2 separate regions of the Mus musculus genome follow, and region 2 is linked to region 1. A link is a loop called in an ENCODE intact Hi-C map of the cell type or tissue named here. Cell type or tissue: gastrocnemius. All regions are shown on one strand. Each heading gives the region's core, and the rest is flanking DNA. Links, peaks and the distances in the headings are about the cores only. Region 1 has its middle 17 kb from the start of Mocs3. Region 2 overlaps Gm33413 (a long non-coding RNA gene).

Region 1 (6,459 bases), core at 522-5,521:
TGCATTTTCTTAATTAGTGATTGATGGGGGTGGGCCCCACCCATTGTGGGTGGTGCCTTCTCCATTGGTGGTCCTAGGTTCTATAAGAAAGCAGTCTGAGCAAGCCATGATGAACAGGCCAGTAAGCAGCACCCCTCCGCGGCCTTTCCATCAGACTCCTGCCTCCAGGTTCCTGCCCTGTTTGAATTCTTGCCCTGACTTCCTTCAATGATGGACTGCTATGTGTAAACCAAATGAACCCTTTCCGCTCCAATTTGTTTCTTGGTCATGGTGTTTCATTCGTAGCAGCAATGAAAACACAAATTAAGACGTCTTCCTTGATCCGTAACTGATCTGCATGTTCCCCCTCCTCCCTCTCCAGTGCTCCGTATCCTAATGGACCTGGACAGCCAATGGGTCTGAAGCGCACCTGTGGAGCCAGTGCATTAAGGGCTTTCCTTGTCCTCTACTGCCACCTGCTGGTAGTTTTCAGAGTTACAACATGGGACAGGTCAGGCTGCTTGTAAATAGCCAGATTCCATACACCGCTTTAAAAGTAGTAGGAGCTGTTTTATTGCTTGTTTCTGTTTTTAAGAGAGCATCTCGTGTAGTCCAGTTGGGCCCAAAACTCACTACATAAGGGAGGCAGAGGCAGGCGGACTTCTGAGTTCGAGGCCAGCCTGGTCTACAAAGTGAGTTCCAGGACAGCCAGGGCTATACAGAGAAACCCTGTCTCGAAAAACCAAAAAAAAAAAAAAAAAAAAAACACCTTGGACTTCCGATCTTCCTGCCTCTACCTCCCTTGTGTGCACCGCACCCAACTCTTGGCAGCTCTTTGTTTTTGTGCCCTGCTGGAGGCTGGGGAAAGTCTGGCCACCACTCACAAGCATACCACTTCCTCAGTTGGCTTTCTTTCTAACAGGCTGGGCCCACTTCCATTTAGAAGTCCGCCCCAAACTAGGGCCTGTGCGAGCTTTACCCAGCTCTGAGAGACCTGAGACATCTCTTCCATGATCACCTCTGGAAGCTGATTTTCACCTCCTTACAAAAGACACTACCAACCTGCCCGCCCTGCCCCTCCTAACCCCATTGTCTTTCCCCTTACTTGCTCTTTCCTACCTGTTACCACAGCAGAACGTGAGCCCCCACCCTCTCTGCACCTACTGACCGTCACTCTCCCACTTGAGGGTAGGGTTTATCAAGTGTCCCTTTCTAGCCAAGTATGACTGTACAGGCCTACAATCCTAGCATGGGACAAGTAGAAGATGAGGATTTTAAGTCTGTTTTCAGCTACAAATCAAATTCAAGGCCAACCTGGGCTACACACAGAAGACCCAGTCTCAAAAAACAAACAAACAAACAAAACAAAACAAAAACAAAAACAGGGGCCTGGAGACATGGTGCAGGAGTTATGATCGCCAGTTGCTCTTTCAAAGGACCTGGGTTCGGTTCCCAGTACCCACGTGGTGGCTCACAACCATCTGTAACTCTAGTTCCAGAAGACCCAGTACTTTCTTCTGGTCTCTGCTGGCACTGGGTACAAACATGGTACACAGATATACATGCAAGCAAAACACTCATGCCCATAAAGTAAAATAAATAAGAAATAAATAAAACATATCTTTGAGCTTGAATATAGGTTGTACAGTTCAATGGTAGAGCACATGCCTAACACATAGTAGGGCCTAGGTTAAATTTCTCCCTCCAAGTGCTGGGATTAAGGGTGGAAAGTGTGTTGTTTTATTTTTTTTTTTTTAAAGAGACATAAACAGTATTTGAGGGGACCTAATGACAAAAATTTCCTAGTGACCCAGCACCCCCTGCTGGTGGGTGAAGCACAGCCAAGACTCCACTTTCCATGCCGCCAACCTAACCACAACCACTGCCTGTCAATCACAAGGCCTAGGACCCCTCCTTCCTCTAAAAACAAGGACAAGCCACTTTCGCTGGGCATGGTGGTGCACTTCTTTAATCACAGCACCCTAGAGGCAGAGGCAGATGGAGCTCTGGGTTTCTGGCCAGCATAGACTAACTGGCAAGTTCTAGGCCAGCTAGGGCTTATATAATGAGACCCTGCCTCAAAAAAAAAAAAAAAAAAAAAAAAAAAAAGTCTCAATGAAACCCATTGTTTGGCATACTAGCCAAAAAGCAATCTTTAATTTAAAGGACCAGCTGGAACCAGCTGAAAGTCAGAGCATCAGGCCAAGATGAGCAGGGTGGGCCACTGGGCACAAGTCGATGCTTGAGAAGTGATGGGGTATACCCTGGGCATGTTGGCATGAGATGAAGACACAGTAAGCAGATCCCTGCCAGCTCTCCACCTGATACCCTGATTCTGGACACTCCTACACTTCCGGTCACAGCTGCTGCCTGCCTGGTTCCCTCAGAAACCACCTCAATAAATGAGAAAGGAGATACAAAGTCCCTTAGACGGCCCAATGCCACCCTGAACCTGCCAATCTTCTTGGGCAGGAATTGTCCCCTTGGCAGCCACCTCAGACATGTGTCTCTCACATTTCCCAGTCCCGTGCCATGCCTGGGGGTGGCTTAGTGGTTCTGACGCCTAAAGAAAGCATTTGCCACCATCCCCTCTGCTCCTGGCGACAGCAGGCTTCATTTCTGCAGTCTTAAGATGACAAGAGAGGCTGGTGCCAAGGGATGTAAAAGCTGCTGTCACCCGCTGCTGTCACCCTCGGGTGCCAGCTTTCCTTGACAGTGAATGAAGTGACTGGCAGTGGCAGGTGGAGACCCTCAGACCTAGTGACCCAAGCAAGAGCCTGGGGAGACCCCGTGCATAAAAGTGGCAATCACCAGGAGAATTGGGGAGTATGGAAACCCCAAGGACAACAATTGTGCTCCCAGAGACTGGGGATAAAAAAAATGGGAGTAAATTGAAACCCAATTTGGGGGCTTGAAGCAGCTGGAACTCTGCTCCCATGATGTCTTTTGTCTGTGTGTCTCACATTTGTAGTCTCATTCTTCTCTGGAGAACTGAGAGGGGCAACATTTGTTTCTTTGCTTGTTTGTTTCTTTGTTTGGTTTTTAGTAAGGCCTGCCTAGGCTGGCCTGGAGCCCTCTACCCTCCTGCCTCAGCCAGGGCCTCCCGGTGTTGGAATCACAATTGGGCACAGCAAACCAGCTATTGTTGGGGGGGGGGGCTGTTTGTTTGTCTGTTTTAGATAGGGTTTCACGGTGTAGCCCCTGCCACCCTGGGACTCACTATGTTGCTCCGGCTGCCTACGTAGATCCTCAGGCCTCTGCCTGAGTACTGAGATCAAAGGCGTGCACCACCACACCTGGCTGTGTATGCACACGTGTGAGCATGTGCATGCTACACCTGTGTTAAAGTCGGAACACAGCTTTCTACAGTTAGTTCTCCCCTTCTGTCACCTGTGTCCTGGAGACTGAGCTCAAGGGGCCAGGTCTGGAAACAAGCACCTTGCCTTAGTTAGGGTTCCTATTGCTGTGGCAAGAACACCATGACCAAACACAAGTTATTCGGCTCACACTTCCACATCAGTGTTCATCCCCAAAGGAAGTCAGGCAGGAACGCACACAGAGAAGGAAGCTAGAGGCAGGCGCTGATGCAGAGGCCATGGAGGGATGCTGTTTACTGGCTTGTTCCCCATGGCTTGCGCAGCCTGCTCTCTTATAGAACCCAGGACCACCAGCCTAGGGATGGAGCCAACCACAGTGAACTGGGCCCTTCCCTAGCAATCACTAATTGAGAAAATGCCTTACAGCTGGAGCTCATGGAGGTCCTCCCTCAACTGAGGCTCCTTTCTCTCTGATGACTCTAGCTTGTGTCAAGTTGACACCCAAAAGCAGCCAGTACACCACCTTTACCTGCTGAGCCATCTCAGCCGCCCCCTTTAGATATTTTTCTTTTGAGACAGGGTCTCACTACTTGACCAGACTGGCCTTGAACCCACTGGGTAGACCAGGCAGCCTCTGAACTTGTGGTCTTCCCTTGGCCTTGGCCTTGGCCTTGGCCTTGGCCTCTACTGTGGATTTTTAATACTTTTCATCTTTGACATCTTTGGACCTTGCAGACTCAGAGCGGTGTTAGCCAGGCTGGGCAAACAGAAATCAACTCATTGAGAGCTGGTTTTTCTCCAGGAAAACCACCCTAGAGCCCACACAACAACCACATCTTTGTGGGTCCCCATTATACATCTCCCTAAAGTCACCGTCACTCCAGAGTCACCAGGCAGCTACTATGAGCCCCATACCCCAGAGTCACCATGTAGGTAGGGTAGGTCAGCTCCCACACCCCAAGTCTACTAGGTAGGTGGGGTCAACCCTATATCCCAGGTCCACGAGGTAGATAGGGTCAACCCCCCCCACCCAGATCCACTAGGTAGGTAGCATCCATGCCTACACCCAGAACCCACTGAAGTTGTTCAAACTACCCAGTTCTGGGCCTCCCCATGGAGGCTGTTCTAAAGGTCCATGATTTCCACTTGCTGGCTCAGCCTCCTGGCCTCAGCAATCACCTGCAGCATCTCCCAGGCAGGACAAGGTTATCCTCCTGAGAGCTGAGGTACTAGCAGCCATCTTTCAGCAGTAGCCTCATAATCAAATTCTTTTTCCTCTGGCTACGATAACATAACCCAACAAAAGCGACTCAGTGGAGGGAGGGTTTGTGCTGGCTTTCAGGTGGAGGAATTCGTCCACAGTTGCAGGGCAGCCAAGGCGGCAGGAGCTTGGTGAAGCACCACGTGGAGTCTGTGATCAGGCACAGACTGTGAAGAAAGCACAAGGCACTACTCCCAGCACTTGGGAGGCAGAGGCAGGTGGATCTCTGAGTTCTCTGAGTTCGAGGCCAGCCTGGTCTACTGAGTGAGTTCCAGGACAGCCAGGGCTACACAGAGAAACCCTGTCTTGGGGGAAAAAAAAAAAAGGTGGGGGAGTGGGAATTATAAAATTATAAGAACAAAATTTGAGTCCCACCAAGGGCCTTGGAGAGAGCTAGGGCGGGTGAGAGGCCAGAAGCTTAAGCACTTTCACATCTTAGAGACTCAGCCTCCACCAGTGCAGGAGGAACCACAGCCACCACCACCTCTATGTAAATGCCAGGGCTACACAGCTGCAAAAGCATCTCCTGCAGGAGGACCTAATTGAGGACCGTCTGAGAGACCGAGGATTGCTGACGCAGACAATGCCAGCCAATCGGGAACTGCTGTTTAGAAGAGATGCTTTCTTGGGACCAATGGGGAGCAGGAGGAGGGTATTAAAGGAGCTTGCAGCAGTGCTCCGATGAGCTTGCTGCAGCGTTTCTTACCTGCTCCTGGAGTCTGTGTCTTTGACTCTCCTCCGCCACCTCACCTCCAAACCCCAAGGGCAGGTAGGGATAGATTCGGAGTGGTCCAGGGCACAGGCAATACACCAGGGCATGTTTGCAATGTATTGTGATGGAGAAAGTACTGAATGTGGGTCACCTCTGGGTCCTGTCTACAGTCAGGTTAGAAGTGACTGTCTTTTGACCCTAGAGTGGCTTGACCTTTAAAAAGCAGAGGATACAGGGCCAGTCCATAACAAGTTGCAGATATTGCTGGGGCTCCCTCTCCCCCACCAACTCTGTCTCAGGAGCATTGAATGAATCTGGCTTTAATTACCACCAACCCCAAGTGTGCTCTGCCTAACTGGATACCCACAAATTATGTTCATAGCTTGACAGAACCATAGAAGTGGGTGGTTCTCACCAGTGTCTGCGTACTTCATAAAGAGATGCTCTTCTATTAATGGCCTTGGGGACCAAAAGAAGACATTTCTGGAACTCATAGGGGTTCCTAGGTTCATAAAGGTATCACCATCCATGTGTCCTCTGGAGATTTTTTTCTCGAGACAGGGTCTAATGTCAACCAAGATGACCTTGAACTTACTATATAGACGAGTGATTCTGAACTTCTGATCCTCTGACCTCCATCTCCCAAGTGCTGGAATTGCAGGCCTGTGCCACTGTGCCTAGCTTTCTGTGGTACTGGAATGGAACTCAAGACCTTGTGCACGCTAAGCAAGCAAGCACACCACCAACTGAGTTACATCCCCAGCCCCTCTCCTGTATATACTAATTACATAAACCATGACTGAGACTTTAGATATCATGTAGTCATTTACAGGCCGGAGGTAGATTTTTCTAATAAGTTAACTAAGAATCAGAGAGAGAGAGAGAGAGAGAGAGAGAGAGAGAGATACAGAGAGACAGAGACAGAGAGAAAGAGAGAGAGAGAGAGAGAGAGAGAGAGAGAGAGGCAGAGGCAGAGACAGGGAAGCCTTTTTAGGTAATATACGGACCTCTCTGTGAAGCAGGCAAATTGAAAGGCCAAGAAGAGGACAAGACCAAATTCCCCCTGGCCCGTGCTTCCCAAGCTAGAGCTTGGGAAATGAGAGGTGTAGACAGTCTGAAGCAGTGTCTGAAGCATGGGAGCCTCACTTTTGACATCCCATCAGGTCCATGGGAGAGTGAAGGCCAGCCCA
Region 2 (6,459 bases), core at 624-5,623, 200 kb before region 1:
GCATGTGTATGTGAGTACACAGAGACCCCATTCTCTGCTCCGTGCCATCTGAAGTGATCTTTAGACTCTCTCTGGGAAGGCGTGTATCTGGTCTTCGGTTAGGCTGTCAGTGTGTCCAAGGCACTCTCCACCTCCTCTGGCTGTGCTTGGGTGGTTTCCAGCCTTGCTCTGCCACACACAGGCCCTGGGACACATCCTCCTGCCTGCCTCCTGCATACCATGAGTGAGTGAGCTTTTCCAGGACATTGGTGGGGTTGGGGAGCCTTGGAGGATGTGCCTGTGTGAGTTTGAACTACACGGGTTAAATTAGACTCCAAACACTCAACTGACCAATCAGTGGCTTTCTGTCCAAAAGCCGCAGGCTGCCAGCACACAGAGCTAAAGGAACTAGTAGAGTAATACAGGAATAAAAAATGCTAATATTTACAGAATATGGGCCAATGTCACATCAGCCAGGTCTGCAGTTTTTTGTGGGCAGAAGGGATGTGACCTCTGGACACCCTGCTGAGATGGCCTGAGGCAGAAGGGAAAAGTGACCTCTCTCCAGACCCCCATAGTCTCTGCCAGGCTGGCTGCTGGCCAAATCCCCAGCTGGGGAGCCTGCAGGAGCCACGTGACCCTGGGTAAGCTCCTCCCCTTCTTAGACAAGGCTTAATGACCTTCATCTTCTGGGTTTGGGATTCACCACAGGGTGTGGACATTAGTGGGCTTCCCTGCACCTCCAGGACTGAACCATAGCCAGTAGCAGAAGAGTGAGTAGCCTCACAGGGGCGGCTTTGCGTTCCGGAATGGGTGGGGAAGGAGCCTCAGCCTGTTCCTCATGTGGTCTCGGCACTTAATAAAAGTGCAGGCTCTAGCTATAGGGACTGTGTGGTCCTGTCAGGGGACTCAGCAGACAACAAAGTGATGGCTGAGGCTATGATCCACTACAACTGGGTTCATTCCAACAAGCAATGGGGCCAGGCGGTGTGTGCTGGGGTCGACTGTGATGTCATTGGGCCACCTGGGGTTGTGTTTGCACAGGTGTTTGTGGTGGGTCTGGAAGTTGGAGCCACCAAAATAGGATTGGGCTGCAGGTATCCTGAAAGGAGGGCCCTGCTGGGGTGGCACATACCTGGCCTCAGCAACCCAGGAGGTTGAGGCAGGAGGATTGCAATTTTGAGGTCACCCTGGGCTACATAATGAGACCCTGTCTCAAAATAAAAAAATAGGGATTAGAGGAAGAGCAGGAGCAGGGTGGGGTGGCGCACGCCTTTAATCCCAGTACTCGGGAGGCAGAGGCAGGCGGATTTCTGAGTTCGAGGCCAGCCTGGTCTACAAAGTGAGTTCCAGGACAGCCAGGGCTACACAGAGAAACCCTGTCTCAAAAAAACAAAAAAAACAAAAAAAAACAAAACAAAAAAAAAACAAAAAGGAAGAGGGTGTCTGGAGAGGGGAGGGTTCTGGATAGGAAGGGTGTCTAAAGGGGGGAGGGTTCTGGAAGGGGGGGAGGGTGTCTGGATGGGAAGGGTGTCTAAAGGGGGGAAGGTATCTGGAGGGGGAGGGTGTCAGGAGGGGGGAGGGTGTCTCAAGGAGGAGGGATTCTGGAGGGGGAGGGTGTCTGGAGGGGGAGGGTGTCTGGAGGGGGGAGGGTATCTGGAGGGGGAGGGTTCTGGAGGGGGGAGGGTATCTGGAGGGGGGTTGTCTGGAGGGAGTGGTAGAGGGAAGGGAGGGCCAAGAACAGCAGAAGGCACCACCCAGATGTGCCAGGGTCCTGCCTCAATCAGGCCAAGAGTTTCTGGGAGAGCCCTGAAACCTAGAGATGTTGCTGGTCACTCAGTCACTAAGCCACATCTTTTGGAAGGTCTTGTACCCAAGCCTGGCCATGGTCTCAGCCCCATAGGGACTTCTGCTTGTCTGTCGTTGAGTGGTCCTAATTCTGGACCCCAGTCTTAAGGTGTCGGGGCAAGTGCTCCATCACCGAGCAGTCAGCACCAAAGTAGCCTCAGGGAACAAGAAACAAATACTCACCACAACACGACAACCCCTCTCAACAACAACAACAAAGGAAGAATAAAACCTCCTTACAAAATGAAGCAGGCTGCCTCCATCTCGAGAGAGATGTCCTGATTAGGTGTCAAAACCAAGACATCCCCAGATCTAAACAAAAGCTGATTTATGCAAAATGCAAGCTCATTACAAGTCAGTTAGGACAAGCTTTGGGGACAAACATCCTTTAACCAATTCCACCCCGCCCCTTCCATAGCCCAGGTGCAGTGGGAGGCTCCTGCCTTCCGGGGGGGCCCCACACCCCTGCCCATCTGATGGGTATAGCCAAGGAAAGTGTGGAGAGTCAGTGGGTTTTACATTCAGTTTTTACGGTCCCCAAACTCCATCCATGGATGCCTGATAACCTGACGACATTTTAGCTGAAGAGATTCATATAAACACACTTAAAAAGAAGTAGAGCTCACAGTGGAAGCAACCTCCCCTGGTTAGGTGGTCCTGCAGATCCAAGCCTGGACACACAGTCTCTACAAGAGGTTGACGGAGACTCCGTTTCCTGTCCTGATAGTGCTGGGCAAACAGTTCTGCCCTTTAAAGTGAAGAGAAAAGAGGTACCAAACTGGCAGAGGTGGGAGAACTCGGCACACAGTAGGTGCCTGTCCTGGTTAGGGCTAGTGCATTTCTAAGTCTCCTAAACCTTGGTGATCCCAGAAGGGCTGTAGGTCTGCCACTTAACCACAGTACTTGGAAGGATGAGCGCTTCCTCTGAGTGGCCACCAGAGGGCGAACGTACCTTTCCGACAAAGCCTGGAGGTGCCGACTTCTCTCCACACAGCTACACAGGGACCCTTCTCAGGGGAGCCTGGCCTGGGACCTGCCCTCTAGGGACAGCCACCACTGCTGTGGGTGTTCTTGTTGTGCTTTGGGCAAGAGGCTAATGTGCTAGGACCTTGCCTCCTTATGTGTGATGCTTTCTCTGCAGGCCCAGAGAGCTCATCACTGCTTTCTCCTGTTCTTAGTGTCCTGCTGGGTCACATCAGGGCAAGGAGCCCAGCTTGTGCGATGAGTTATGATTGACAGGGACCGGACCCTTGCTGAATGCTCTGCCCCCTGCCTGAGATGCCCTGTGACCCTATGTAACTGTCTGGGGCTTCTGGAAAAGACTCGCTGTCCGCTTGGCTAAGGCAATAGATACCACCCCCATTCCTTCCCCTACCAACCTCCACAGCACCCCCACCCCCACATGTCACCACCCTCTTGAATCACAGGGCAACTGGGTGACACTGAGACCCAATATGTCAAGGACCAGAGGCAAAGCAGCCACAGAGTGACTGGACACTGGTTCCTCTGTCTAGGAAGTTCTTGAGCTGATATCCAAGCAGTGGTTCCTGATTTCCTCTCAGCTCACTGCAGAGCCCTCCCCAGAGACCCTAACCCACTGGCCCTCAGCTTCTCTCCTCGCCTCTGACAGAGCAAACGACCTTTCTTATTCTCAGTCAGACCTGTTTCTGGAAGTCGCAATGCAGTTAGACAGGATCACAGGAATTTTAGTGGGATGTTTAAGTGTGTTGTCCTTCCTTCAGGAGCCCCCTACTCACTCTACAGAGTGAGTTTCAGGACAGCCAAGGCTACACAGAGAAACCCTGTCTCGAAAAACCAAAAAAAAAAAAAAAAAAAAAAAAAAAAAAAAATCACCAGGGGCTGGCAAGATGGCTCAGTGAGTAAGGGCGCTTGCAGCCAAGCTGGATACTCTGAGTTCAATCCCCAGGACCCACAAACTGAAAGGAGAAACATCAGCTCCCACAAATTGTCCTCTGACCCCCACAAGCATGCCATGGAGCTCACAAGCGTGTGTGTGTGTGTGTGTGTGTGTGTGTGTGTGTGATAAAGAATTCACCAGAACCAATAAGCAGTCAGTGGTGCTGTGTTGCTGGTGGCGGCTGGTGGCTGCTGGTGGCATTCCTTCTCCCTGTTTCCGCCCTCCCTCCCCTACACAGCCCATATTCTCAGAGGTCTCCATCCATCTACTTGGATTTGATGCCTGGCATTAACCTCACCCCGGGGAGCTTTTAATTGAATCAGGCAGAGTCCCTCTGAAGATCACAGCAGCACACATGAAGGCTCTGGCTGCCTGCGGCTCCTCTTTAGCTCCGGAGTGAAACCTTGTTTCCCCAATGAGCTGCCTCTGAAGAGAAGAAGAGGGACGTTAACAAAGATTTACTGCCTTCCTCAAGTTCAGACTCCTAAGTGAACACGGCAGTGAGTGCTCCGTGGGTACTCTGGGTACTCTGTAGCTGGTACTGTGAGAAAAATGACTCCCACCAGGATGGTGGACGTGGGGGACATGCCCATACTCACAGCATTCAGGAGGATAAGGCAGGAGGAGCCTGAGTCCCAGGCCAGCCTCGGCTACTAGGGAGCACCGTCGCAGGAACAAACAAACAAACAAATCAATAAAAAGAAGGGGCCTCGTGAAAATGCAGATCTGGATTTTATAGTTAACAATAGCCTCAAGGGATTTTGCCTTGTTTGAAATGTGCAAGAATAACATTAAGAAAGGTTTAGAACATTTTTGTAAATTATGACATGGTTTAAGCCATGTGTTAAGTCTTAAGCATAAACGTGGAGAGAATCCATTCTCCGTGACCACACGCTAGCATCCTCCAAACCCCTCCATTCCTCTCCAGCCTGATTGGCTCTCCTGGTGTTACAGCTTAGCTCCAGATGGGAAGCATTTTTTCATTGCTATAATAAAACACCTGAGGCTGAGCCCTTTAAAGAGAAAAGGGGTTGGGGTGGTGCCTGGTGAGATGACTCGGTGGTAAAGATGCTTCCCACTGGACCCAAGTTCAGTCTCCAGGATCCACGTGATGAAGAAAACTGACTCCTGCAAGTTGTCCTCTGACCATCACATGTGTTCCATGGCACATGTTCATGTGTGTACACGTATATGTATGTGTCTATGTATATGAAGTATATGTATATGTATACACAGGGTGGGGAAGGAAATAGACCTGGAATGATCTTTGAAACCTCAAAGCCCACTCGCAGTGACACACATGTTCCCACAGCATTGACCACGCCGTGTGCCTGCAGTGGGGCCCCAGAGCACAGGGACCAGGCTGGGTGGGGGTGGGGGACAGAGAGCTGGTGAGGCAGCTGTCCCAGCTTCCTGTTGCCCCGAGAAAGGTTGTCACAACTGTAACCCAACTTCAGGAGGGAGAAGAGGAGGAAGGGGAGGAGCGAGAGAGAAGAAAGGGAAGGAGGAAAGGGAACAGAGAGAGGATGAGAAAGGGAAGGAAAAGGGGTAGGGAAAAGGAAGGGGAAGAAAGAGGGGAGGAGGGGGCTGGTGAGATGGCTCAGTGGTTAAGAGTGCCGACTGTTCTTCCAAAGGTCCTAAGTTCAAATCCCAGTAACCACATGGTGGCTCACAACCATCCATAACAAAAATCTGATGCCCTCTTCTGGTGTGTCTGAAGACAGCTACAGTGTGCTTACATATAATAAATAAATAAATAAATAAATAAATATTTTTTAAAAAAAAAGAGGGGAGAAAAAAACGGGAGGAGGAGGGAGGAGAGGAGGAAGGGGAGGAGAAAGGGGAAGAAGGGAGGGGGAAAGAAAGGGGAGGAGGACAGAGGTAGGGGAGGAGGACAGAGGAAGGGGAGGAGGGAAGGTATGGGAGCCAATGTAGCCCTGAGTGACTATGCATTGTTGACACAGGCAAGGCCATGCCACCAACCAAGGCCTTGTGTCCAGTGGGACACTGGCACCCCTGGGTCAGGCTTGGGAAAAGCCAAGCTCTCCCTTGGTCCTAGAATCAGTGTTTATGAATATTAAAGAGTCTTAGAGTTCAGCTATTGTGAATAGACACCATGACCACAGCAACTCTTATGAAGGCAAACGTTTCATTGGAGCTGGCTTACAGATTCAGAGGTTTAGTCTATTATCATCATAGCAGGAAGCATGGCAGCATCCAGGCAGACATGGTGCTGGAGAAGGAGCTGAGAGTTCTGCATCTTGATTCAAAGGCAACCAGGAGAGATTGCGGTCCTCGGGCAGCTAGGAGGAAGTTCTCTTCCACAATGGGTGGAATCTGAGCATAGGAAGAGACCTCGAAGCCCACCTCCACGGCGACACACTTCCTCCAACAAGGCCACACCTCCTAACAGTGCCACTCCCTATGGGCCAAGCATATTCAAACCACCACAACCAGTATAGGGGGAAAGAAAAAAGAAAAAAAGAAAAAAAACCTAGACATTGCAGCTTCCTCCTCTGGGACGTTGTATCCCCAGACGACCCATCTACAGAGACCTCTCCTGCAAGTTTAGGTGACTCCACCGCTGTACACTCTGAGGTTCCAGTTTGCAGGTTGCTGTGGTTGGTGTGGTTCCGTCAGAGTGCGCACAGCCCCCCTGACCCCAGCTCTCCTTCATTTACTTACCACCCCAGTCGGGCTTCCAGACCCCTCCA

What was found. Peaks named below come from ENCODE experiments on the same cell type or tissue, not always from the same donor. Only the 100,000 strongest peaks of a DNase experiment are listed, where the experiment ranks them.
Region 2: it touches region 1 in a loop (7-fold over the local background); 39 of 42 quality-filtered maps call a loop at or near these places.

Annotation. Positions count from the first base shown.
Region 1 is chr2:168,244,441-168,250,899 of GRCm38, reverse strand. No RefSeq gene overlaps it. Among named protein-coding and RNA genes, the nearest start is that of Mocs3, 17 kb to the right of the region's middle. In gastrocnemius, for the core only: a CTCF peak has its summit at 1,813 (motif pointing left); DNase peaks (open chromatin) are centred at 917, 1,926, 2,404 and 3,136.
Region 2 is chr2:168,441,936-168,448,394 of GRCm38, reverse strand. It overlaps Gm33413 (a long non-coding RNA gene), which reads right to left. Exons shown (of 4, transcript XR_867021.1): 4 at 5,990-6,459. Among named protein-coding and RNA genes, the nearest start is that of Gm33413, 5.6 kb to the right of the region's middle. In gastrocnemius, for the core only: a CTCF peak has its summit at 2,766 (motif pointing right); a DNase peak (open chromatin) is centred at 2,799.